Linked DNA regions of Homo sapiens: region 2 is linked to region 1. Evidence: chromatin loops called from intact Hi-C (ENCODE). Cell type or tissue: B cell. All regions are shown on one strand.

Evidence for each region. Hi-C counts contacts between places; a loop is a spot of excess contacts. Peaks named below come from ENCODE experiments on the same cell type or tissue, not always from the same donor. Only the 100,000 strongest peaks of a DNase experiment are listed, where the experiment ranks them.
Region 2: it touches region 1 in a loop (2.6-fold over the local background); 2 of 110 quality-filtered maps call a loop at or near these places.

Annotation. Positions count from the first base shown.
Region 1 is chr4:78,863,544-78,866,043 of GRCh38, reverse strand. It overlaps BMP2K (BMP2 inducible kinase), which reads right to left. Exons shown (of 16, transcript NM_198892.2): 10 at 324-487. Among named protein-coding and RNA genes, the nearest start is that of PAQR3, 75 kb to the left of the region's middle. In B cell, CTCF peaks have their summits at 1,224 and 1,423 (motif pointing right); a DNase peak (open chromatin) is centred at 1,433; H3K27ac peaks cover 813 bases.
Region 2 is chr4:78,666,638-78,669,137 of GRCh38, reverse strand. All of the region lies in intron 2 of LINC01094 (long intergenic non-protein coding RNA 1094), which reads right to left. Among named protein-coding and RNA genes, the nearest start is that of LINC01094, 22 kb to the right of the region's middle. In B cell, no CTCF peak of the experiment used is centred here; a DNase peak (open chromatin) is centred at 1,137; H3K4me3 peaks cover 1,973 bases; H3K27ac peaks cover 2,308 bases.

The sequences.
Region 1 (2,500 bases):
CTTTTTCCATACCGTTGAACTTTATTCCCAACCTCAAACCCTATTAGTTGATGACTCTAGGGATAAGAGTTTGTATTTATAGTATCAAAGCAAATTGTGAGTTTTTTGTACCATACTTTTATATTGCCAGTAACTTCCCTTTGCCTACAACAATTGAATTGTTGAGAAACCAACTGAATTTATTAGACATCAATAGAAAGTTTCTGAAAGCATTATGTTATCTACTTTACAATATTAAGGATCACCTGAGGTCAGGAAATCAAATCATGAAAGGTTTATTAACATTAACCTTTAAGAGGATGAGGTTGGCGGGGCTCTATTACCTTTTGGTCTATGGTTACCGAATTCACCAGGAGCAAGGACTTTAACAGGTGTTGCTGAACTTTGAATGGTCAGCACACTGGGAGTGGCAGTAGTAGCAGAGTTGGCCTTTGGTCTTTGTCTTGGTGCAATTGAGGTTTCTGTTGGTCCAATGGTATCTGTTATTCTACAACAGAAGAATATATTTCATTCTAAATACTGGGATTATTTCTAATTTACTATTTATTCTATAAAGCATCCAACTCAACAGATACATTTTAACTATTACTGATAATCGCATTAGTCCTCATCTTTCTCCTAAGGCTCATTTTCAAGTATTAAACGTTTACTAAACACAGAAAAATAAATAAAACTAACAATTTTCCTTAAAACAGTACACAACCATTCATAATCTCCTACTGAAACCAGCAGAAAAAGAATATAGTCCCAGAAACTGCTCTTAAGGAGATGAAATGATACTGAAAGGAAATAAACAGAAACCTTTTCATAAGCTTTTGGACAAAACTGACAGCCACTCTCTGAACTTGTCAGGGAAATAAAAATAAGAAACAACAAGGAATAATCTCCCTTTACTTGGACTCCAAGGCATAAAAAAAGAAAAGACTGTGGCCTAGGGCACGTTAAACAAAATAAGCCAAAACTTTTAACAGATGCCACCTGCTCACATTCAACTTCTTGAATCTTTAACTTTGCTTTACTTAGAACACAGAATGGAAAGTATATAAAATTTATCCCACTAGGACTTAGTTTAGGCCCCAGATGTGAGTGGTTAAGCAGTAAACACAGTTTTGAAATCAAGAAACAATAAATATAATTTGAGAAGACACCAACATTTGCTTTTTTTAAAAAACAAAAAAGGTAAAATATTTATATATTTATCAACTTGCTTTCTATAAATTAAGTACAAAAACTCAAATACTTGTTAATAGGACCAAATGTTCACTTTCCAACAGGATTCACAATAAAATATCTTTATTAAATCCCCTTACACATTTTCAAGTGAATACTTAAAATTTTTACATACATATGATTTATGAAGCACACATCTGCTGCATTTGCATCTATCAACAAGTGCACAGATCCAGTTATTTCCCAATATCTGTGTGTACCACAAGAGGGAGCCCTATTAACAACTATCTTTCCAAGAGGTACCAAAAAAAAAAACGTGACACTGAATCAAAAGATCTTAGAATTATATGTATGCCGTTTTCTGAAAGTAACACTTAAGCTCTAGATGGGATGGGGATGGTAAAAGACATGAAAATTTAACTAATAGGCCAAATATATACAGATATTACATATATATATACACCGATATATATATCGGTGTATATATATATGTAATCAATTATATCTTGTTTTAATGATAATCAAGTATTTACTGACATTAAATTATTGATGTGGCATTACAATCAATGCTATACTCCCTAAGCTCAAGTAATTTGGGGGAAATATTGTACACAATCTCTCTCTTTAACTATCCATTCTGTATTAAACGGCTAGTACAGGCCAGACCTGATGTTGCCTTGTTGCTGGTCTAAACCCTCTTTACAGATTCACAACACACGTAGGCATAGCAAAAGCCCTAAGAAGCATATTAAAAGTCTGTATACTTTGTTCACTCTGATGTCTCTGTTTTATCAATACAGTAATATGTATTGTACATTTACTGATATCCAGCAAAACACTGCATAACACCCTGTCTTCAAAGAATTTACAGCATACCTAGGAAGACAGGGCATATGTTAGTGGAAATGTAATAAATATAAGATAGTAAAAATCATCAGTGCCAAGCTAGTGCTGTCAAGAATTTATGGAGATGTAATTGTACTTTTAACCTAATTTGGCTACAGAAGGCTTCAGGTAGAAACTGGGGTTTAAAATTTTCATAATAAGTTTGACTTTATTAGGCAGTGACAAAGAAACCAGGCATTCTATGTGAAGGAATGGGAAGAAAATGCCTGGGCAGATTAGGCATAGGGAAGATACAAAATCGACTGAAGTTAAAAACAGTAATTATTGCATCGATACTGCTGTACAGTCTCATTTTCACTATTACAACAGTCACAGAGCTGTTTTTCTGCTTCCCTTCTTTTCTCCTTGCCATCACCTGAACAAAATCATCACAGGTTTCCTAGAACTCAGACTCACACTCTCCTGCTTAAAATCCTTCAATGTT
Region 2 (2,500 bases), 200 kb after region 1:
TATTCCAATAGAGTGTGTGTGTGTGTGTGTGTGTGTGTGTGTGATATTTTTTTCCCTAACCAGGCTATAAGCTCAATGAGGGCAAGGACTATATGTTGCCCATCATGACTCTATGCCTATTTAGTGCCTGGCATATTTGTTGAATGAATGAACAAACACTAGCTACTTTGTTAGTTCCTCCTGTTTCCGTTGCAGAATTATTAAAACTAATTTGAATGGAGAAGGAAATTGGTTGAGTCAGGTATCTAGGAGGTTCAGGAATCAGTTGGCTTCAATCATAGCTCTGTGGAGGTTAGACTACACTTCTTTTCTTCTTCTTACCCCTTCCACTCTTCCCCTTCTTTTTCCTCTTTCTTTCCTCCCCATTCTCCCTCTTTTCCTCTTCCTCCTCCTTCTCCTTTTGCTCCTCTGTCTCTGCCATTTTCTCCTTCTGCGGCTGGACCTGCTCCACCTCCTCCATGCAGGGTGGTGAAGATGGCACAGGGAAGCTCTGGGATCTCTTGCCCTAGCTTAGCATCCCAGGGGAAAGAAACATATCTATTTCAACATCACTATTTTAATTTCAGGAACAGATAATTTTAGGGTTGGCCAGGCCTGTGTCCTATGCTCCCAGTGTGGCTGGAAGGGGGGTAGGGTACAGTGATAGGCAGCCCCTCTGAAACCATGTGGAAGCAGGGAATAGTGGTTTCCCCAAGGAAGGAATGATGAAAATAACATATGTCTGCCATAAATATTTTCTTAGGGAATTTTATTAAGAAGTAAAGAAGAGGCTACTTTTAATATGAAGCAACTTCCTGTCTTTTTGAATTAAAGTTCCTTAGATGGAGCTAAATTATGACCTTTTGAATTGTTTGACTTAGATCATAAACTTTTACAAGATGAAGTACACTTTATTCTTCGAGTCTCAAGGTGTTAATAAGTCAAGTGCAGTAATAAAGAGAAGCCCACCTACAACCTTTTACATCTATCTGTTCAGCAAAGCAGAGGACAGCAAAACATAGTTGTTTTATTTTGGCTTCCAGCCACATAGGAACTTTAGAAATTTGTTTGCAGATAAACTGTTTCAATGTTGGAGAGGAACTGTACTGCTCAGTAACTACTATGGGATGCAGATCCCCATTTCATGGAGAAAAAGCTGCAAGCAGCGTGCTCATTTGCTGTGCATATGGAAAAACATAGAATGCTCACCATTCACATGACTGCTAAAGCATTGAAAGTACTGATATTTCTGTACCCTCTATTCTCAGAGGGGGAAGTGGGTTTTCAGTTTTGAGCATTCGTTGATTTGCCTAGGTTCCTATGTTTGAAAGTTGTCTTCTGGGAAAGAAGTAATAATAAAAAAAATTTTTGTTTTAAAAAAAGACCAAGCTTTTCTTATCCATTGCTGCTTCAGGGTACTTTACTTTTATATCCTTCCCACATTGGCGTGAACTGTCTGAGAATGCAACCGTTTTGTTGTTGCTGCTGTTGTTGTTGTTATTGTTAATTTTTAAACAAATATTTTTGTAGAGATGGGGTCTCACTCTGTTGTCCAGGCTGGTCTCTAACTTCTGGCCTCAAGCAATCTTCCCACCTCGGCCTCCCAAATTGCTGGTATTACAGGTGTGAGTCATTGGGCCTGGCCTGCATCATTTTTTAGAAATAGAGAATGAGTGTGACAAGTATTCTATTCAGTTGCCCAATAATGTAGTCAGATCAGATACTTAATTGCAGCTAGAAAGTATTAAGTGGGTTCTTTTTTTTTTGGTCACAGGTCTTTTTTTTATATATAAATTTGATCTTAAGTAGAAGAAATAGTGAACTTCTCTGCTTTTTAAAGTTATAAATATATATGAATAAGAAAATACTGACAGAAATGAAAACAACCTCACATCCTGTACTTCCTGACATCCTCTTTTAATTTTGTAAAGTTTCCTGTCATTATTTTCCAGTGTATTTATTTTTAAGGAAGTGTCTTTAGCAAGAAGAAAGAGACAAGCACTGCTTCCCTTCCCCATATCCCTCCCTCTCTCCCTCTCTCTCTCTCTCACACACACTCAGACACTCACATACATACACACACACGCCCCTCAGAGATTTAGCAATTTTGCAGTATTATTATTCTACGATTCAGCAACCATGACCCATTTCTAGGTGGACACATAGATTTGGGAAGCAGTGGAGTGAAGCTTCAGCACCAAAGGGAAAGCAAGAGGTACTAGGTCCTAGATCTCTACATTTATTCATGGTGAAGGTGTGATGAAATAAACATGTCGTAATATCATTAGTTATTGTTGTTAAGCTACCATTCATTGAGCTATTGCTAGGTATTATGTGCTAAATACTAAGTGTGCTGTCCTAAGTCCTAAGTACTTTACATGCACACACAGACACACACACACACACACACACACATACATTGCAGGTTTGTAATATGCCCACAATTTTTTAAATCAGCTTTGTTTCTTTTTCTTTTTCTTTTTTTAGAGACAAGGTCTCGCTCTGTTGCCCAGGCTGGAGT